Regions from separate parts of the Homo sapiens genome. Here region 1 is linked to region 2. Evidence: read pairs that join two places in POLR2A ChIA-PET (ENCODE). Cell type or tissue: MCF 10A. All regions are shown on one strand. Each heading gives the region's core, and the rest is flanking DNA. Links, peaks and the distances in the headings are about the cores only.

Region 1 (11,059 bases), core at 1,694-9,693, 290 kb after region 2:
GCAAAAATCAACTTGAGATGGATCAAAGACTTAAATCTAAGACCTGAAATCATAAAAATTCTAGAAGAAAACCTAGGAAAAACTCTTCTGGACATTCTTTGCCTAGGCAGGCAAAGAATTTATGACTAAGACCCGAAAAGCAAATGCCACAAAAACAAAAATAAATGGGACCTAATTAAACTGAAAAGCTTCTTGCACAGCAAAAGAAAAAATCATCAGAGTAAACAGAACCCACAGAATGGAAGAAAATATTTGCAAACTATGCGTCCAACAAAGGAGTAATATACAGAATCTACAAGGAACTCAAACAAATCAGCAAGAAAACAAATAAACAAATAATCCCATTAAAAAGGGGGCAAATGACACGAAGAGACATTTCTCAAAAGAAGATATACAAACGGCCAACACACACATAAAAAATGCTCAACATCACTAATCATCAGGGAAATACAAATTAAAACCATAATGAGATACCACCTTACCCCAGCCAGAATGGCCATTATTATTATTATTATTATTGAGACAGAGTTTTGCTCTTGCCCTCCAGGCTGGAGTGCAGTGGCATGATCTCGGCTCACTGCAACCTCTGCCTCCCGGGTTCAAGCGATTCTCCTGAGGCTGAGGTGTGCGGATCACCTGAGGTCAGGAATACAAGACCAGCCTGGCCAACGTGGTGAAACCCCATCTCTACTAATGATACAAAAATTAGCCAGGCGTGGTGGCAAGCACCTGTAATCCCAGCTACTTGGGAGGCTGACACAGGAGAATCACTTGAACCCGGGAGGCGGAGGTTGCAGTGAGCTGAGATCGAGCCATTGCACTCCAACCTGGGTGACAAGAGCAAAACTCCATCTCCAAACAAAAAAAGAAAAAAAAAGAAAAAGAAAAAGAATGAAATAATGTCTTTTTCGGCAACTTGGATGGAGCTGGAGGCTGTTATTCTAAGTGAAGTAACTCAGGAATGGAAAACCAAATACTGTATGTTCTCACTCAGAAGTGAGAGCTAAGCTATCAGTACACAAAGGCATGTGGAGTGGTATGATGGACACTAGAGACTCAGAAAGGGGAGGGTGGGAGTGGGTGAAGGATAAAAAACTGTAAAATGGATACAATGTATACTACTTGGGTGATGGGTGCACTAAAATCTCAGAATTCACCACTATATAATCCATCCATGTAACCAAAAACCACTTGTACGCCAAAAGCCATTGAAATAAAAAAAATTAAAACAATAAAAAAGGTGAAAAAAAAAGAAAATAAAAACACACCTGTCCAAGCTAGGTGTGGTGGTGCATGCCTATAGTCCTAGATACTCAGGAGGCTGAGGGCGGAGGATTATTTGAGCCCAGAAGTTCGAGGTCAACCTGGGTGACATAGTGAGATCCCATCTCTAAAAAATAAACCAATCAACAAACAACCCCTTCCCCACTTGCCACAAAACACACCTTTCCCAAAGAAAGTATATATACCAGAAGAAATAATGCCCTTCTTCTGGTATGTAAGAATTCCCGGCCGGGTGTGGTGGCTCACGCCTGTAAATCCCAACACTTTGGAAGGCTGAGGCAGGCGGATCACGTGAGCCCAGGAGTTGGAGACCAGCCTGGCCAACAAGGTGAAACTCCGTCTCTACTAAAAATACAAGAATTAGCCGGGCGTGATGGCACACGCCTGTAGTCGCAGCTACTCTGGAGGCTGAGGCATGAGAATCGCTTGAACCTGGGAGGTGGAGGTTGCAGTGAGCTGAGATTGTGCCACTGCACTCTGGCCTGGGGAACATAGTGAGACTCTGACTCAGAAAAAAAAAAAAAAAAAAAAAAAGGATTCCTTCCAGGAGTCTGTTAGCAGTTGCCCTCAAGACCAGCAAAACTGGAGGGTGAGGGAACTGAGATTTTCTGGAATAGCCTTTTTTATGTCTTTTTCTACGTAAGCAGATTGAGGATCAGAAAGTTAAAGCGACTTGTCCGAGGTCTACAGCTACTAAGTGGTTGATAGAACTGGAAAGCCTCCTAGGTTTCTAGTCAGGGAGACAGGTCTATGCTTTTTTTCCCAAAGCAAATGACTTCCCATTTTGGATTTATTTTTCTAGACTTCCCTCATTGCTTTAACTCTCCTTACATCCTCCCATGACCTCTTTTAATTCTGTCCACACAGCCACAGTTGGCAGCTAGACCAAAGTGGTTTGGTTTGTCAGATCCAGGAACAAGGGGCAGAGGCATCTAGCTAGCCTGGGCCACCTTCTGGGGAACCAGCTAGGTTTTAATTCAATGCCAGTGTTCAGGAAGTAAAGCAGTTGCTCTTCCTGGCAGGCATCAAGGAAGCATGCTGGAACTAGAGTCCTTGCCGAGCTGGACTGAGAGGGAAGCAAGGAACCCGTGGAGAGGGCCATTTCTAGACTGAGGAATGCAGGCCTGGCTCTCCACTCAAGGCCATCCCCGGGTGATGTTAGAAGTCAAACCAAAGTTAGCTGACATAGAAGAGCCATTCATTTTTTTCTAGAAAAACTGATTGAGGCCGAGTGCGGTGGCTCACGCCTGTAATCCCAGTACTTCAGGAGGCTGAGGTGGGTGGATCACTTGAGGTCAGGAGTTTGAGACTAGCCTGGCCAACATGGTGAAACCCCGTCTCTACCAAAAATACAAAAATTAGCCAGGTGTGGTGGTGAGCACCTGTAGTCCCAGCTACTCAGGAGGCTGAGGCGGGAGGATCGTTGGAGCCTGGGAGGCAGAGGTTGCAGTGAGCTGAGATCGCACCACTGCACTCCAGCCTGGGTGACAGAGTGGGAGTCTGTCTCAAAAACAAAAACAAAAACTGTCCCGGCATGGTGGCTCACGCCTGTAATCCCAGCACTTTGGGAGGCCGAGGTGGGTGGATCACGTGAGCCCAGGAGTTGGAGACCAGCCTGGCCAACATGGCGAAACCCCGTCTCTACCAAAAATACAAAAAAAAATTAGCTTGGCGTGGTGGTGCACGCCTGTAATCCCAGTTACTCAGGAGGCTGAGGCAGGAGAATGGATTGAACCTGGGAGGCGGAGGTTGCAGTGAGCCAGGATCGCGTCACTGCACTCCAGCCTGGGCAACAGAGTGAGACTCTGTTTCAAAAAAAAAAAAAAAAAAAAACAGTAATGGGCTTTTGGCTGGGTGTGGTGTCTCACGCCTGTAATCCCAGCACTTTGGGAGGCCAAGGCAGGTGGATCACGAGGTCAGGAGTTCGAGACCAGCCTGGCCAACATAGTGAAACCCGTCTCTACTAAAAAATACAAAAATTAGCTGGGCATGGTGGCGCATGCCTGTAACCCCAGCTACTCGGGAGGCTGAGGCAGGAGAATCGCTTCAACCCCGGGAGGCAGAGGTTGTGGTGAGCTGAGATGAGGCCACTGTACTCCAGCCTGGGCAACAGAGGGAGACTCCATCTCAAACAAAACAAAGCAAAACACACCAAAAAAAAAAAAAAATGATTGAGCTGACTAGGTGCCAAAGATACCACTATGAATGGCAGAGATGAAGTTCCTACCTTCATGGAGTTTATGGCCTAGTGAGAGCAAAAAAAAAGTTTTTGTTTGCTTTGCTTTTTTAACACATAGATGTTTTCTAGCCACGTTGTCTGTCCTCCATCATGTTCTGGTCAGGGTTGGAGTACCTCTGGGACCTTTGAACCTTGTGTTTCTGGTGCCAAAGTAGTTGTGAACCTTGGGCTTAACCAGTGGTGAGTTTGTAAATGTTTAACGACCAGCTCTCGGGGTGGGGTAAGGTATGTGTATGTTTTTGTGTGTTTATGTACATAAGCTAATTAATTATAAATTTTACTTATGTAAAGGATATATAGTACACGAATTAGCCATAACAATAAAATATACAATATTATTTATTGTAAATTCAATATAGCCAAGTGATTCTCACAGAATGCTTTCATCGATTGTTGCCCAACTCTTATATCTGTGGTTGCACTTGATGAACAAATGTAGTTCTTTTTTTTTTTTTTTTTTTTGAGACAGAGTTTTGCTCTTGTTGCCCAGGCTGGAGTGCAGTGGCACGATCTCGGCTCACTGCAACCTCCGCCTCCTGGGTTCAAGTAATTCTCCTGCCTCAGCCTCCCGAGTAGCTGATATTACAGGTCGGCACCTAATCAACACTCAGTAAACATAGTAGATGCTCAATAAATATTAGTTGGATGAATGGATTAAATAAACATTTAATCTACTGTTACCTAGAACTTTACTATTATTTTGAGACAGAGTCTCACTCTGTCGCCCAGGCTGGAGTGCAGTAGCATGATCTCAGCTCACTGCAACCTCTGCCTCCCAGGTTCAAGCAATTCTCGTGCCTCAGCCTCCCGAGTAGCTGGGATTACAGGGGTGCACCACCATGCCCAGCTAATTTTTTGTATGTTTAGTAGAGACAAAGTTTCACCATGTTGGCCAGCCCAGTCTCGAACTCCTGACCTCAAATAATCCACCCGCCTCGGCCTCCCAAAATGCTGGGATTACAAGCATGAGCCGCCACGCCCGGCCGAACAAATGTAGTTCTGACGTGCATGTTGGTTGATATTTTCATTTAAGTGAGAAACAATGATGTCAGAACTGCATTCATTTGTCCACAATGTGAGTGATTTCTTTTTTTTTTTTTTTTTTTAAATGGAGTCTCACTCTGTTTGCCCAGGCTGGAGTGCAGGAGTGTGATCTTGGCTCACTGCAACCTCTGCCTCCCGGGTTCAGGTGATTCTCGTGCCTCAGCGTCCTGAGTAGCTGGGATTACAGGCGCACAGCACCACGCCTGGCTAATTTTTGTATTTTTAGTAGAGACAGGGTTTGGCCATGTTGGCCAGACTGGTCTTGAACTCCTGGCCTCAAGTGATCTGCCAGCCTCAGCCTCCCAAAGTGCTGGGATTACAGGTGTGAGACACCGTGCCTGGCTGATTTCCTTGCTGAATAGGTTAGTGGTTTTCAAACTCTGGAAGACTATTTTCTCATTTTTTGGTATTATTCACAATCTAACAGCTATAGATATGGCACACCTTTGAGTTTTATCTGCATTATTAACATTGTTTCTATTGCTTTCTTTCCTCTAGATAGACAACAAAAGAATAGATCAAGCCTGATTTATAGCATTTGCTGATTTCTGAGTTGTAAGTGTTCCCACTGTGGCTGATTTCAAGCAGTTAACTTCAATGTGATGTTGGGAAGAGACACAATTGCACACTATTATACAGTATTTCAACTCTACAGATACTGTAGACATAAATCATCTGAAGAGCACAGGTAATAGTAAAATGAAGGCCGGGTGCGGTGGCTCACGCCTGTAATCTCAGCACTTTGGGAGGCCGAGGCGGGTGGATCACCTGAGGTTGGGAGTTCGAGATCAGCCAGACCAACATGGAGAAACCCCGTCTCTACTAAAACTACAAAAAATTAGCCGGGCGTGGTGGCACATGCCTGTAATCCCAGCTACTTGGAAAGCTAAGGCAGGAGAATCGCTTGAACCCGGGAGGCAGAGGTTGCGGTGAGCTGAGATCGTGCCATTGCACTTCAGCCTGGCAACAAGAGCGAAACTCCATCTCAAAAAAAAAAAAAAAAAGTAAAATGATTAGGAGATGATGAGTTTTGGGACATTGATTACCTTAGTTTTTAATATAATTTATTTAATTGTAATTTTATATATTTTAAAATAAGTGCTATGCTTAATGACTGACTCACAAAACTTCTGAAAATATAGCATCTGGCTCTCATGGGCCAGAGGGAGCCAGCTCCAGCACATACCCGGGGCCAACTATATTTCCAAGTCCTGAATGACCCTCATCCCTACTCCCATGCCCCTTTGCCATTCATTCAGGACCCCATAGCCCACCGCCTTTGATGGGAGCTCCTGGATTCCAAAGCAAACCCTAGCTGGCACCAAAGCCTCACTGCCACCTTGAGCGAGAGTTCTGGCGACAGATTGACAACAGTGGCTTTTCCATGGGTGGGTGGCCTCTTTTTGCCTGGGAAGGGGTGGAAGAGAGCCAGGGACACTTGCATTGACTCTGGAATGCACACCTGGCAAGCACTCAAGTCTAAGAGGAAGAGAAAGATCAAGGTGTGAGTGCAGGGGAGCTCTGGCTCAGCCCTCTGTCAACTTGGCCCTGCTCCTGGCTGGGCTGAAATTGACTTCGGAAGGCTTTCCAGAAAGGCTGGTGATGCTGGAGACTGTGGGCTGGGGGGCAGGGCAAACATTTCTCTTCTGCCTCCAGGATGTTACTCAGAGCTCTGGAAGCTACTCCCAAGGGTGATCCAGTGTTTGCCCTTGAAGTCTACATTTTCGGCCCTATTTCCTTTTCAGCAGTAGAAGTGGCTGGCAGTGGAATTTGGGTCTGGGCCTCGTGCTGAGTGGCTGTCGGCTTTGGAATCTGACCCTCCCTGGTGGAAAAAGCTGGGCCAGCATTTGGGGCAGTCCTCAGCGTGCAGGCCCTATATGCTGTCTACTTTGGGCCACACGCACTTGGCTTTGCTCCTCAGGTAACCCCTGGGAAACCTATCAGGTGCAACTGCTCTGATGCAGTTGGGGCAGTGTTGTGATGGGCTGCTGTGATGTCACTGCATGAATGAAGGTTCTGTGTTTGCACCTAGGCTGGCAGCTCTCCAGGGGCACAGTCCTCAGCCCCACCCTAGCCAGCACTCAGTAGAAGGACCAGCCCTCAGAGACTGGCTGAATGAATTGATGAGTACAAGCCTGGCTGACATTCAAGATTTCTTCCTGGTGAAACAGAAGCACAGTGTGGAGTCCTGTGTGGAAGCTCTCATCTTGACGTCTTGTACAAAGAGTGTCCTTCATTATTGCTAACACTAGAGGGGAGGGGAACCTCACTAATCCCCCCCTGCCCGACACGTACAAACACACAAAGGTTTCTACTAGCCGGATGTTCTGTAACCAGGAAGTTCAGATGCCTTTTTTTTTCTCCCAGTCTATGAGAAAAGTCACCTCTGTCCCCACCCACATGCGCACTGCTACACGCTGTGCCTACCAAGGCTGGCAGAAGTGTGCTGGCTGGGAGTGATTTGCTCTTGGCATCAGCCTGAGAATATCCTGTGCGGCTGAGAAGGTGGTGCTGCCCTCTCTGCAACACAGGGATTGGGAATTGATCGGGGCGAGGGGGCACACACTAAGGACTCAATGCACTCTGAAAGGGGAGGGCTCCAACATCAACAGAATTACAAGTGCTCCACTCCCTGCCATGCCCCCTGCATCCCAGCATTCACACACATCCTCCCGCAGATGCTGTCTGACACTATTCACAGGGGTTTGGAAAAAAGGGAAGGCCTGCCATAAAGTCTGCAAAGAGGTGTGACTATGGAGTTTCAGTAGGAAAAAAATCTCTGGGGGACCACAATTCCTATTGTCCTTATGGCTATGGATCATGGTTATGGTTATGGACAATTAAGGAGGCGATGTAAAAATCACTGTCCAGGAACCCTCCCTGCATGTCCCCGAGGATGACACCTCCACACCCTTGTCAACATGTCCTGGGCTTAATGACCCTGTGAGTGCACCTAGCTTTGAAAGTTCTGGTGTTTGCACGTGTGTGTGTGTGTGCGCGCGCACACGTGTGTGTGTGTGTGAAGGAGAGAGAAACAGTGAGAGAGAGAAAATTAATACTCTTGTTTCCAGACTAGACTTTGCTTCTGTGCTCGAAACACACACACTCCCATCCAAGTGCCTCCTGGACAGCCCCACTTACACATCCTATAGGCAACTCAAATTGAATCTACCCAACACAACTTGTCATCCTTTCCTTCCCCCTCAAACTCACAGTTTGTCCTGCCTGATGATCCCTTTCTCAATAAGTGGCACTGCCACTCACCTACCTGGCCAAGCAGGAAATCTGGGCACACCCTCGTCTCACACTCCCATAGGCCTAGTCATCAAGTCAGGCCTGTTCTAGCCTTCACGTTTTCACTTCAACAACCTCGCTCTCCATGCACGGTCACTACTTCAGGTCAGGCCCCCATCTATGTGGAAGTGCAGCAAGGCCTCCTGATGAGCTTTCCTGCCTCTAGTTCCCCCACTATCCCCACCCCCCCCTCCAATCCATTCTCAACCCTCTCAACAAACCAGTCCCGAAGGAAGTGCCCAAGGCAGCAGGAAGCAGACCTGCCTGACAAGTCTTTCTCTCCAGGTTGTAGGTGCCTGATGTTCCCCCTTATTCCAGTAGTTTCTGGGGACAGCACTGCCATATTAGCTAGCTCACCACTCTAGGTTATCTGATTCACCCTACTGGCATTGGCAGAAAGGAAGGAATGTGAACTGAGAAGAAAGTTTTGAGGCTGGGCGCGGTGGCTCATGCCTGTAATCCCAGCACTTTGGGAGGCCAAAGCGGGCGGAATACCTGAGGTCAGGAGTTTGAGACCAGTCTGACCAACATGGTGAAACCCCATCTCTACTAAAAATACAAAATTAGCTGGGCATTGTGGCACATGCCTGTAATCCCAGCTACTCAGGAGGCTGAGGCAGGAGAATTGCTTGAACCTGGGAAGTGGAGGTTGCAGTGAGCCGAGATCGCGCCACTGCACTCCAGGCTGGGCAACAAGAGCAACACTCCGTCTCAAAAAAAAAAAAAAAAATTGACACCAATGAGGAAGTCAGGGGAAGGCCCAGAGAAGGGTAATGCGCATGTCCATAGGACCAGAGGGGATTTGTGGGGAGTGGCTTCCTGAAAAGGTGTGGGCTGGGTTCTGAAGGGACAGCCCATGAGGAAGCCTGGCCCTGAAGAAGGCAGGGCCAGTGGAAGGGAGAGGTCTCAGCTTGCCAGCTCCTGCCATGACAGGTGACTGTGCTTCCCTCCCAAGGTCTTTCTGTGGGGAGAGCCAGCAAATAGCTCTCAGGGGGAGAGTTATGATCTCCCAGAATGTGGTGTCCAGGCTTCCTTCCAGGAGGGAGAAAGAAACTGGCAAGAGGAAATTTGGGGGTGGGGTTGAAAAAGGGCTCCCATTCTCCCACTCAAGACCTATGACCTGAAAAGTTGACAGAGCCACGCATTTCTTCCTCTGGGTGGGCGGATCCTGATCGTCTTCAGAGTCTGAGGGAGGCTTTTTCTCTTACAAAACTCAAGTCTCTTCTTAACCCCCATCCTCTAGGCCAGCTGGAGAGACAGCCCCCTATAAGATATAGCTTGCACCAACCCCTCTCCAGTCCTGCAAGGTGACATTGAAGCCCGTGCCCTTCTGTGGCCGCCTCTGACATCTCCAGGACACTGCCGCAACCAGTTCTCCAGGATGTGACACCACCAGACTTCTTGAGAAGAGCCCACCGTGCCTCATTCATCTTTGTATCTGTACTATGATGTGTCGCTCAAACATAACCAGAGCTAAGAAGATGACCACCATGCATCCTTCTACTCAGCCTGCAAAATGCCCATCTTTTCTCTATCCTGGTACTTCCTCCAAGGTCAACCCCTTCCCCTACACCCTTTTCGTTTTTTGTCCTGTGTTTGCTTTTTGGAGACAGGGTCTTGCTCTGTTGCCCAGGCTGGAGTGCAGTGGCGTGATCATGGCTCACTGAAACTTGACTTCCTGGGCTCAATCGATCCTCTCACCTCAGCTTCCAGAGTAGCTGGGACTACAGGTGCGTGCCACCACACCTGGCTAATTTTTGTATTTTTTTTGTAGAGACGGGGTCTCTCTATGTTGCCCAGGCTGGTCTTGAACTCCTGGCCTCAAGAGATCTTCCTACCTCGGCCTTCCAAAATGCTGGGATTACAGGCATGAGCTACCATGCCTGGCTCCTTTCACTCCTTTGGGAATATACCTTTTACTGCCCCGAAGTCCAGATTCTGACCATGGTGAGCAGGTCTCTTCAAGAACTAGCTGCTGCTTTCATTTCTCACCACTCCCTCCCCAATCCTTGGTACTCTGTCTTGCCATACTTTTTTATTTTATTTTTATTTATTTATTTTTATTTATTTTGGGACAGAGTCTCACCCTATCGCCAGGCTGGAGTGCAGTGGCACAATCTCAGTTCACTTCAACCTCTGCCTCCCAGGTTCATGCAATTCTCCTGCCTCAGCCTCCCGAGTAGCTGGGACTACAGGCGTGCGCCACCATGCCCAGCTAATTTTTGCATTTTTAGTAGAGACGGGGTTTCACCATGTTGGCCAGGATGGTCTCGATCTCTTGACCTTGTGATCCCCCTGCCCTGGCCTCCCAAAGTGCTGGGACTACAGGCGTGAGCCACCGCTCCTGTCCTATACTTAAAAAACTCTTTATTTGGAAGTAATTTCAGGCTGGGCGCGGTGGTTCACGTCTGTAATCCCAGCACTTTGGGAGGCCGAGGTGGGTGGATTGCCTGAGCTCAGTAGTTCAAGGCCAGCCTGGCTGACATGGCAAAACCCTGTCTCTACCAAAAATGCCAAAAAAAAAAAAAAAAAAAAGATGCCGGCAGGAGGATCACTTGAACCTGAGAGGCGGAGGTTGCAGTGAGCTAAGATTGTACCTCTGCACTCCAGCCTGGGCAACAGAGTGAAACTCCATCAAAAAAATAAAAATAAAAAAAAATTCAAATTTACAAAATGTGCAAAAATAAAAAGAGCACGAGGAACACTTGTATAATCTTTACCCAGATTCATCTGCTTTTAACATTTTATCTCATTTCCTTTATCATTTGGGTTCTCTCTCTCTTTCTCGCTCTTTCTCTCTCCATACAGATACACACACATATTATGTATATACATTTTATACATACACACTATATATACACATATACACATACACATAATATATACACATTATGTATATACATTTTATATGCATACTATAAACACACACACTTTTTCTGAACCATTTGAGAATAAGTTGTATATATCATGGTCCTTTACCTCTACACTTCAGTGTATATTTCCTAAGAATAGAGATATCCTGTTCCAGATTTTTAAAAAAGCTAAATGCAATACCTGACCCTAGAGTAGCTCCTGTACTTGAGAGGAAAAAAATGTTCTAAAGAACATTCCCGCAGCATTTTTTTTAGATGGCATGATCTTGGCTCACTGCAACCTCCACCTCCTGGGCTCAAGCGATTCTCCTGCCTCAGCCTCCCG
Region 2 (11,059 bases), core at 1,504-9,503:
CAGACTCCTAGGCTGGCTCTGGGAGGCCCTGGATACCTGTTCTTAGCATCTACACCTTTGCAGATATAATCGTCTCTCAGTATCCATGAAGGATTGGTTCCAGGATCTCTTTAATACCAAAACCCACTGATGTCCAAGTCCTTTATATAAAATTATGTAATATTTGCATATAACCTACACACATCCTCCTGTATACTTTAAGTCATCTCTTGTTTACTTATAATACCTAATGTAGTGTAAATGCTATGTAAATAATTATTATACTGTATTGTTTTTCATTTGTATTTATTTTTAGAGATAGGGTCTCACTACATTGCCCAGGCTGGACTTGAACTCCTGGGATCAAGCAATCTGCCTACCGCAGCCTCCCAAGTAGCTAGGACTACAGGTGCATGCTGCCACACCTGTCTATATTTGTATTATTTTTTATTGCTGCATTATTTTTTTCCAACTTTTTTTTTTTTTTTGAGACAGGGTCTCACTCTGTTGCCCAGGCTGAAGTGCAATGGTGCGATCTCGGCTCACTGAAACTTCCACCTCCTAGGTTCAAGCAATTCTCCTGCCTCAGCCTCCTGAATAGCTGTGATTGCAGGTGTGCCACCATTCCCGGCTAATTTTTGTATTTTTAGTAGAGACAGGGTTCTGCCATGTTGGCCAGGCTGGTCTCGAACTCCTGATCTAAGTTGATCCACCCGCCTCAGCCTCCCAAAGTGCTGGGATTACAGGTGGGAGCCACCACGCCCGGCCATTTTTCCAAATATACATTTTTTAACTTGGATTTTTTGGATTTTTATTGCTCATTTATTTAAGAGCAAGCATTTTCTTTCTGGTGACCAGAAGCAGCAGCAAATAAGCTTTTAAGTGCTTATGTCAATTATCCTTTTAATTCTTACTGCTTTTAGAAAGAGCACTTCTTGCTGGTTTTCCTTCTACCTTTCATGCCACCCTTTCTCAATTTTTTTTTTTTTTTTTTTGAGACGGAGTCTCCCTCTGTCACCAGGCTGAAGTACAGTGGCATGATCTCCACTCACTGCAACCTCCACCTCCCGGGTTCAAGCGATTCTCCTGCCTCAGCCTCCCGAGTAGCTGGGATTACAGGCGCCACCACCACACCCGGCTAATTTTTTGTATTTTTAGTAGAGACGAGATTTCACCATGTTGGTCAGGCTGGTCTCGAACTCCTGACCTCGTGATCCACCCGCCTCGGCCTCCCAAAGTGCTGGGATTATAGGCGTGAGCCACCGCGCCCAGCCCTCAATTTTTTGTTTGTTTTGAGACAGGGTCTCACTCTGTTGCTCAGGCTGGAGTGCAGTGGCACAATCATGGCTCACTGCAGCCTCGAACTCCTGGGCTCAAGCGCTCCTCCCTTCTCGCCTTCCAAGTAGCTGGAGCTACGGGCACGTGCCACCACATCCAGTGGCTAAATTTTGTATTTTTTGTAGAGAGTCTCACTATGTTGTCCAGGCTGATCTAAAACTCCTGGTCTCAACTATTCCTCCTTCCCCAGCCTTCCAAAATGCTGGGATTACAGGTGTTAGCCACTGCACCTGGCCCCTGCTTTGCTTTTCTTGATGACACCTCCTTCTGATGTGCCATGTAATTTACATATTTGTTGTCTAACTCCCCACTATAATTAAACTCAATGAAGGCAGAGTTTTTTTAGACTTGTATTTTGAAATAACAATAGATTCGCAAGAAGTTGCAAAGAAAGGGACTGAGAGGCCCTGTGTACCCTTTATCTAGTTTTCCCCAGTGTTAGCATCTTGCATAACTATAGTACAATATCACAACCAGGAAATTCACGTTGGCACAGTCCACAGAGCTTATTCAGATTTCACCAGTTATACATATGCCCCTTGGGGCAGGGGTGGGCAGGGGGGAGTTGTATAGAATTGTTTTTTTTGTTTTTTTGTTTTTGTTTTTTGAGACAGAGTCTCACTCTGTCACCCAGGCTGGGGTGCAGTGTTGTGATCTCGGCTCACTGCACCCTCCACCTCCTGGGTTCAAGCAATTCTCTCTGTCTCAGCCTCCTGAGTAGCTTGGACTACAGGCACGCACCAGCATGCCCGGCTAATTTTTTTTGTTTGTTTTGAGACAGAGTCTCGCTCTGTCACCCAGGCTGGAGTGCAGTGGCGCGATCTCGGCTCACTGCAGCCTCCACCTCCCGGGTTCAAGCCATTCTCCTGCCTCAGCCTCCTGAGTAGCTGGGATTACAGGCGCGCGCCACCACACTTGGCTAATTTTTGTATTTTTAGTAGGGACGGGGTTTCACCATGTTGGTCAGGTTGATCTCGAACTCCTGACCTCAGGTGATCCGCCCGCCTCAGCCTCCCAAAGTGCTGGGATTACAGACGTGAGTCACCACACTTGGCAAATTCTATCACACGTGTAGCTTTGTGTAATTCCCACCACAAAAAAATCCAGAACCATACCATCGCCACAAGACTCCAAGAGGGCAGGGATTTTTGGTCAGATTTGTTTGCTTCTGTACCCCCAACACGAAGACCCGAACCAGACAGAGTAGGTTCCCAAAATCTGTGTTGAAAAGGCAGTAGAGGGTAGTGGTGACAGCACAGACTCTGAAGCCTGGACTACCTGAGTCTGAGTACCGGCTGTGCAACATAGTAGCTGTGTGACCTTGGGTATACAACTTAATCTGTCCCTGTTGCAGTTCCCTCTTCTGTAAAATGAGGATGATTAACCATACTTACCTTGTAGTGTTCTGGTGAAGATTCAAAAGGTCACTGGTAAAACATGGTAAGCTCACAGTGAGGCTTGAATTAATACATGCAGCTACATAGTAACTATCAAGCCCCATAAGCAGCAGCCACTGTTACTTTCATCCTTTTGCATTGCAACAGAACAGATAGTGCTAGGAGCCATAAGAAAGGTACAAATAAACTATTACAACAGTGTTGAAGGGGTGATGATTTCCAGCTAAGGGGAAGAGACAGCATTTGAATTCGGCCTTAGAAGGTGACTGGTGGTGTCATGAGCTAAATTATGTTCCCCCAAAATTCATGTGTTGAAGCCCTAATCCCCAGGACCTCAGAATGTGACTTTAGGCCGGGCACGGTAGCGCACTCCAGTAATCCCAGCACTTTGGGAGGCCGAGGCGGGCGGATTACTTGAGGTCAGGAGTTCGAGACCGGCTTAGCCAACATGGCGAAACTCCGTCTCTACTAAAAATACAAAAATTAGCTGGGTGTGGTAGTGCGTGCCTGTAGTCCCAGCTACTCGGGAGGCTGAGGCATGAGAATCACTTGAACCCGGGAGGCGGAGGTTGCAGTGAGCCAAGATTGTGCCATTGCACTCTAGCCTGGGCAATAAAGGGAGACTCAGTCTTGAAAAAAAAAAAAAGGAAATATGTGCTATAGTAATACATGGGCTTCTTAACATAGTTCTATTTGTGAACTTATAACTAATGTAATTTAAAGGGAGTGTGTAAATAATATATGGAGACATCTGCATCAACTGTAATGTAACATGAAGCCATCTATGGTTTCTATTAGTGACCAAGTCACGAGTACTGCTAATGCCACTGTGGTCTGTTGCCTACATTCCTAAATAAAGAAAGCATTACATTTCATTAAATTTGGTGAAAATAAAGTTGTATTTTCCCATTCAAGTTCATGGGATCCTCTGAATTCTATACATGGACTCTTGTGGACTCCAGGTTAAAAACCCTTGCTGTAATCCGTTGGTGTAAAAATGCTTGAGGTGACTGCAAATATACATGGAGGTTTTTGCGTTTATTTATTTACTTTTTCTTTTTTGAGATGGAGTTTTGCTCTTGTTGCCCAGGCTGGAGTGCAGTGGCGCAATCTCGGCTCGCTGCAACCTCCGCCTTCAGGGTTCAAGAGATTCTCTTGTCTCAGCCCCCGCAGTAGCTGAGATTACAGGCGCCCGCCACCACGCCTGGTTAGTTTTTTTGTATTTTTAGTAGGGACGGGGTTTCACCATGTTGGCCAGGCTGGTCTCGAACTCCTCGTTTCAAGTAATCCGCCCGCCTAGGCCTCCCAAAGTGCTGGGATTACAAGCGTGAGCCACCACGCCCAGCTTATTTTTATGTTTATTTTATTTACTCATCAAAAAGGAAAGGTTTTTGCTTTTAAATGGGGAAAAGGATGAAAATGGGGAACACTAGCATCCCAAACGCATGTTATTAATTATTGTACATCTTGCCAAAGGCGGGCTACAATGTCAGGCTGGACTTCTAGCAGCCAAGGAAGAGGTTCTGTCCCTAACTTTCTGAGTTGAAAACTTTGATTGGCAACCTTCCGCCTAGTCGAAAACCCCTAGGCTTACATAAGCGTCCACGTGGTCCAACCCCCTCCAACTTCTCCGGCTTCCTCCGACACGACTGTCCCTTCCCACACCTCCCAGCCAGGCCGAAATGACTCGTAACCCTCTGGGAAAATGGCACTTACTCTCCGCCTGCCGAGCTCCGACCCGGCGTTCCGAGTCCCCGGCGCCCGGAGGTGACGGTCGCTTCCCCTGCCCTCCCTTAGGGTTAGTCCCGCCCAATCGGCTCCTTAATTTTTCGGAGGGGCTTCTACTTTGGCATTTATCACGGGCTGTCTGCCTCACTTACGAAGCAGGGTGCCCCTAGCACACTGCCGGGCCCCTGGGGGAACGCACTTAGGGAAGCGAAGCAAAGCTAACTGCATTTGGCAGAAACCAGCGCGCTTTCCCACGGCGCCACGGGAGCGCACCGCTAGACAGAGAAGGCACTAGAAGAGGCGGTCGGTGCATAGCGTCACCTCCTAAACTCCGCCCATCGGAAGCGCCTTCTAAGCTCGTTCTTCCGCCAGCTTCCCTCCTCTTCCTTTCTCCGCCATCGTGGTGTGTTCTTGACTCCGCTGCTCGCCATGGTAAGTCCATCGGCCCCCATCGGCCCCGGGGTGGCTTCCCAAAACCCGAGGCCGCTGCCAGGAAATGCCTGGGCCGCGCGGAGCGTTGAGGGGCGGGAGCCTTTTAAAGGCTTTTTCAAGAAAATATCCAGTTCGGCCACTGTTGTCTTTCGTGGCCTGGAGGGAAGCTAGTGAGCCAGCGAGCAACCTGGAGAGGGACGGGCTGCGCTGCGGCCGCGGATTCAAGGGGGCTCTTTCTTTGCCCGGCCGCTGCCGAGTCGGGCAGGGATTCCGGTTTCCCTTCGCTTGTAGCGAACTCGTTCTGGAGGCGGGGGGTGGGAGGTGGCAGCCACCCCCGAAATCGTGGCCTGACTGTGGGCTGCCCGTGGCATGCGCAACGTGGAGGGTAATCAGGAGGGTATTGTGGGCTACTGGTTTTCGAAAAGGGTTTAGCTTGGCGTGGAGAAGCGAACCGCATTTTTAGATCCCAGGACTTTTGTTTAGAGGACGTTTATTCAGAGACTTGAGCGTCACCCCGTGGAAGCGCCTAGAACAAGGGGTGTTTTGCGAACCTGTGTGTCATTCTGGCCTTCTTAGTAAATGGCAGCAGCGAACCAGTCACTCTTTACTGGGAAATGTAAAATGTTGATTTCTAGATATGGAGGCGATAAGTACTGGTATTTTATTACTTGTCAAGTAATTTATTACTTGACAAAATTTACAACTGCTACTGTGGATGGGGGACGGGGTGTAATCTTTGCCTTCTTTGTATTGGCTCCCATTATTATGCAAGGGTATGTTCGTCCAGGTTGGCCAGGCATTAAACCTGCATCCGTGCCAATTTTGCAAGATTATTCTGTAGATTTGGGGGAGTATTGGGGTTGGCCTTAGATGAAAGCCAAAAGATGCAACTAGAAATTGAGACAGTCATCCTTGGAAAAGTGACATTTCATTTATTTTTAAATTTAAAAGTTTATTTTTTTAGCCAGTGAAATTTAGCAGTAGAGATAGAGTTAGGATTAATACCGAAATGGTGAGTAGGTTAGATCTTCTGAATGTCAGGGACTTTCCCTAAGTCTTAATTACCCTCCCAATAACACTTGAAAAGTACGTACCCCTGTTTTACAAAGTAGAGCACTGAGATTCGTTGACTTGCAAATGGTAGGTAGGTGGTTCTGTTTGACTCAAAGCTGTGTTCTTCCCAGGAAGCCAGATTCCCTAGCCATTCCCAGTGTGGTCGTCTGAGTCCTTGGGGGACCACAGGGTAAATTGAAAGGTAGCCTCTGGCTGTGGAGCAGAAAGGACCTGGGTTTGAATCCTGGTTCTGCACATTGATGCTCTGATTTTGTGCATGTTTCTTAACCGGATTCCACTTATTTTATCTGAACGATGGAAACTGTGGTATCTGCCCCCAGAGAAGTTGTGAGGGTCAGAGACTTGCTTGGCTTGATGGCTTAGCATTGAGAAGATTTTGGGGCTGGGGTATGTGTTAAGCACTCAAATGTTGGTTTGAAGGAGTTCTTGACTTTGAATCATTCGGGCAGGCTCTAATATTGTCTAAATTGATTGCATTTTCTTCCCAGTCTTCTCACAAGACTTTCAGGATTAAGCGATTCCTGGCCAAGAAACAAAAGCAAAATCGTCCCATTCCCCAGTGGATTCGGATGAAAACTGGAAATAAAATCAGGTAAGACCTCCATCATACTGCTTGTATTTTGCTAAATGTAAGAGCCACTGTGTCTGGCCAGGGTTACTTTTTGAGTATAAATACATGATTAAAATTGCATGCAATCCAATCCACCCTTTGACAGCATTCTCAAATTCGTTTTTAAAAACGTACTTCCTTTGTTTCTGCACTGCATCCAGCCCACATCTGGGCTTATGGGCAGATAATTCTCCAATACTTATTAATTTCCTGGTCATCTTCAGTCTGAGCTAGGTCATAAGGTGGAAGGCTGTCTTATACACATCCTGGTGGGGAAGACCCAGTCAGTATTTTTAGGCTTTTTGTTTTTGTTTTTGTTTTTGTTTTTGTTTTGAGACGGAGTCTCGCTCTGTTACCCGGGCTGGAGTGCAGTGGCACAATCTCGGCTCACTGCAACCTCTGCCTCCCAGGTTCAAGTGATTCTTTTGCCTCCGCCTTCAGAGTAGCTGGGACTACAGGCGTGCGTCACCACGCCCAGCTAAGTTTTATATTTTTAGTAGAGATGGTATTTCACTATATTGGCCAGGCTGGTCTCAAACTCCTGAGCTCAAGTGATCTGCCCCTCTCGGCTTCCCAAAGTGCTGGGATTACAGGCATAAGCCATTGTGCCCGGCCTTTGTTTTTGTTTTTTGAGACAGGATCTTGTTCTGTTTTACATGCTGCGTTGACACTATCTCCCTGCAACCTCTCCCTACCTACCAGACTCAAGTGACCCTCCCACCTCATCTCTCTGAGTAGCTGGGACTACAGGCACACGCCACCACACCTGGCTAATTTTTAAATTTTTTGTAGAGATGGGGTCTCTCTGTGTTGCCCAAGCTGGTCTTGAACTCCTGAGCTCAAGCAATCCTCCTGTCTCACCCTACCAAAGTGCAGAGATTACAGGCGTGAGCCATCACACCTAGCCCAGTCTTTTAGATGTTTCTCTTTTCTAAAAAGAGACTAGAAAAGATTGGAAAACTGTCCTCTACTGCAGAAGTAGTTGATCTCAAAGGAAAAACATTACTAGAATTGCTATGAAGGACCTCCAAGGTCATCTAGACTAACTCCAGGGAAAGCTAGGCCTGAAACAGTCTCCTGCATGGCTTTTTCAGCCCATCGCTCTTTGGTCCTGATGGGCCTTGAGACAGGTTTTGAAGGGAGCATCAAGAATCAGCAAGAGTTGCCCAAGGTTCAGCAGTCGCTCTCTCACCCAGGCTGAGTGCAGTGGTGTAACCCTCCCACCTCAGCCTCCTCCTGAGTAGCTGGGACTACAGGCGTTCACCACCATGCCTGGCTAATTTGTGTACCTGTTGTAGAGATGGGGTTTCGCCATGTTGCCCAGGCTAGTCAAAGCACTTTCTCTTTTTTTTTTTTTTGAGATGGAGTTTTGCTCTCATTGCCCAGGCTGGAGTGCAATGGTGTGATCTTGGCTTACCGCAACCTCTGCCTCCCAAGTTCAAGCGATTCTCTTGCTCAGCCTCCCAAGTAGCTGGGATTACAGGTGCCTGCCACCACACCTGGCTAATTTTTGTATTTTTAGTAGAGACGGGGTTTCACCATCTTGGCCAGGCTGGTCTTGAACTCCTGACCTCGTGATTCACGCGCCTCTGCCTCCCAACATGCTGGGATTACAGGCATGAGCCACCGCGCCCAGCCAGAACTTGATTCGACTTGTATGGCAAAGCTAGTGGGATTGGTTTGCTAAGAAGACTTAAAGGGGTGGCTTCTTAGGGCTAAAGTTGAGGGCCTATTTCCTTGGTTCATTTAGCTAGTTAGATGTGAAAATTGCCACCCATTGTAATGTTATGGGCTAGTTAATTGCTTACCATTTGTTTACTGGATACTAGACACTGTCCTTTATTATTTGATACATCTACTTGAACGTGGGTTTCTCTGTGTCCTGCCTGATGGTGGGACCTGCTTGTGAAGAGTGAAAGAAGTATATATAAACCAGGCACAGTGCTTCATACTTATAATCCCAGCACTTTGGGAGAGGCCAACGCAGGAGGATTGCTTGAGGCCAGGAATTTGAGACCAGCCTGGGCAACATAGGGAGACCACCCCCGTCCATCTCTACCAAAAATATAAATTAGCTGGACTTGGTGGCACGTGCTTGTAGTCCTAACTATTTAGCAGGCTGAAGTGGGAGGATCACTTGAGCCCAGGAATTCACAGGCTGCAGTGAGCTGTGATCCGGCCGCTGCATTGTAGCCTGGGCAACAGTGTGACCCTGTCTCAAAAAAAGAAAAATGTATGTAAAACTCAACGCCTAGTTCAATAAATAACCTGCTATTAAACTCTGTGGTCTCCTAGAATTGGGAAGGTATTTTGTACGTAAGATTATATACCCTTGACCCAGATAATTGACCCAATGGAATGATTTTCATTGTTTTAGCTATCTTCCAGCGTTAAAAATGTTTTTGAAAGCAGGTTGCAATTACAGTGCTTCATTTTGTGGAAGTACTGCCATTATCCTGCTGAAAGAAAAGCCGTGTTAATCATTTTTGATTTTGCCTTTATGAGGGTAAAATCATGACAGATTGACATGGACAATTCTGGGATTGCTGTTTCCCTGCACTAGACGTGAATGGAGGAGTTGATCGATTGTAAAGATCATGCGAGGCCAGGTGCAGTGGCTCATGCCTGTAATCTCAACTCTTTGGGAGGACGAGGCGGGTGGATCTCGAAGTCCAGCCAGTTCGAGACCAGCCTGGCCAACATGGTGAAACCCTGCCTCTACTAAAAATACAAAAATACAAAAATTAGCTGGGTGGTGTTGGGGGGGCGGGCGACTCTGTCTCAAAAAAAATATCATGCGGGAGCTTTTATATGTTTGTGACCCATTATGAGGGGGTTCAGAGTATGTCTGTGTACCTCCAGGTCCATTGAATCAAAAGTGGGTACAAGTACACTTGGAGAGAGTGGGCTTCGCCACTACTCTGATCCTAGTTAAGAGCCTAGCCTTCAAATTATTTTGAGAGGATAAAACTTGACTTGGCTAGTTTTTAAACACATAGGGAATTATTTTTTTTACTCTCCAGAAAGAACTCCAAACTTGTTAGAGGAGAGAAAAGCAGTACCCTTTGTATTTTGTGGTACCTAAAAGGTTATGTGAATGGGAACAGCTACATTGCTGTCAGACTGCCTTTGTAACTTGACATTTTTTTCTGTGTAGGTACAACTCCAAAAGGAGACATTGGAGAAGAACCAAGCTGGGTCTATAAGGAATTGCACATGAGATGGCACACATATTTATGCTGTCTGAAGGTCACGATCATGTTACCATATCAAGCTGAAAATGTCACCACTATCTGGAGATTTCGACGTGTTTTCCTCTCTGAATCTGTTATGAACACGTTGGTTGGCTGGATTCAGTAATAAATATGTAAGGCCTTTCTTTTTAATTGCTGTTGTATTGTGGTTTGTCAATTACTGAATTCTCCCTTCCCTGCCAAACCTAATAACAACACTATCCAGTAGAACTTTCTGCAATGATAGAAATGTTCTCTGGCTACCATGTGCTTGAAGTGTGTTTAGTGTAAAGGACTGATTCTGTAAATTTTATTTTATTTTTTTTTAATGTATTTATTTATTTTGAGACAGAGTCTGGCTCTGTTGCCCAGGCTGGAGTGCAGTGGTGCGATCTTAGCTCACTGCAACCTCCACCTCCCGGGTTCAAGCAATTCTCTTGCCTCAGCCTCCTGAGTAGCTGGGATTACAGGCGCCCCCCACCACATCCAGCTAATTTTTGTATTTTTAGTAGAGATGGGGTTTCACAATGTTGGTCAGGCTGGTCTCGAACTCCTGACCTTGAGATCCACCCACCTCGGCCTCCCCAAAGTGTTGGGATTACAGGCATGAGCCACCACGCCCGGCCTCACATGAGTTTTACAATTAATCAACTCCCCCATTCACGTCTAGTGCAGGGAAATAGCAATCGCAGAATTTTATTTTTAGTAGAGATGGGGTTTCACCATGTTGGCCAGGCTGGTCTGGACCTCCTGACCTCAGGTGGTCCACCACCTCTGCCTCCCAAAGTGCTGGGATTACAGGCCTGAGCCACCGCGTCCAGCCATCTGCTGCCTGTTTTTGTACAGTCTGTGAACTATATGGTTCCTACATTTTTAAATAGTTGAAAGAATATTTTATGCCATCTGAAAATTGAAATACAAATTTCTGTCCATATAAAATGTTCTTGTTTCACAGCCATATGCATAACTTACGTATTATGTATATAAATGCACCCTTGTGCACAGAGATAATGTGGCCTGCAAAGCCTAAAATATTTACTACTTTGCTCTTTATGCAAAAAGATTGCCCACCCCTGTTCCTGGATTCAAGCGAGTTCACTTGTTTAAAAAAAATCTAGGTTAATTGTTGACATTGTAACAGGTAATGCTATTGCCTGACTTACTGAAGAGCTACAGCTGAGTGAATGTACATGGTGGAAATCTTGTGGATTTGAGCTTTTACTGGGTTAGTGCAGCTTCTTCGGTACCCCTTGCAGTTTCCCTGGCTG

The links. ChIA-PET counts read pairs that join two places held together with the same protein. Peaks named below come from ENCODE experiments on the same cell type or tissue, not always from the same donor. Only the 100,000 strongest peaks of a DNase experiment are listed, where the experiment ranks them.
Region 1: POLR2A ChIA-PET joins it to region 2 with 10 read pairs; 6 of 35 experiments call an interaction of 5 or more read pairs at or near these places.

What each region holds. Positions count from the first base shown.
Region 1 is chrX:119,498,761-119,509,819 of GRCh38, reverse strand. No RefSeq gene overlaps it. Among named protein-coding and RNA genes, the nearest start is that of SLC25A5-AS1, 35 kb to the right of the region's middle. RefSeq lists a silencer at 6,060-6,354 and an enhancer at 8,810-8,889. In MCF 10A, for the core only: no CTCF peak of the experiment used is centred there; DNase peaks (open chromatin) are centred at 6,169 and 6,689.
Region 2 is chrX:119,785,389-119,796,447 of GRCh38, reverse strand. It overlaps RPL39 (ribosomal protein L39), which reads left to right and starts at 4,818. Exons shown (of 3, transcript NM_001000.4): 1 at 4,818-4,874; 2 at 6,437-6,540; 3 at 9,716-9,944. The coding sequence starts at 4,872. The coding sequence ends at 9,764. It overlaps SNORA69 (small nucleolar RNA, H/ACA box 69), which reads left to right and starts at 8,964; the gene lies at 8,964-9,095. LOC107985694 (a long non-coding RNA gene) reads right to left here and starts at 4,732. Exons shown (of 3, transcript XR_001755949.2): 1 at 4,431-4,732; 2 at 2,712-2,872. RefSeq lists enhancers at 4,824-5,083, 6,953-7,012. In MCF 10A, for the core only: no CTCF peak of the experiment used is centred there; DNase peaks (open chromatin) are centred at 4,427 and 4,767.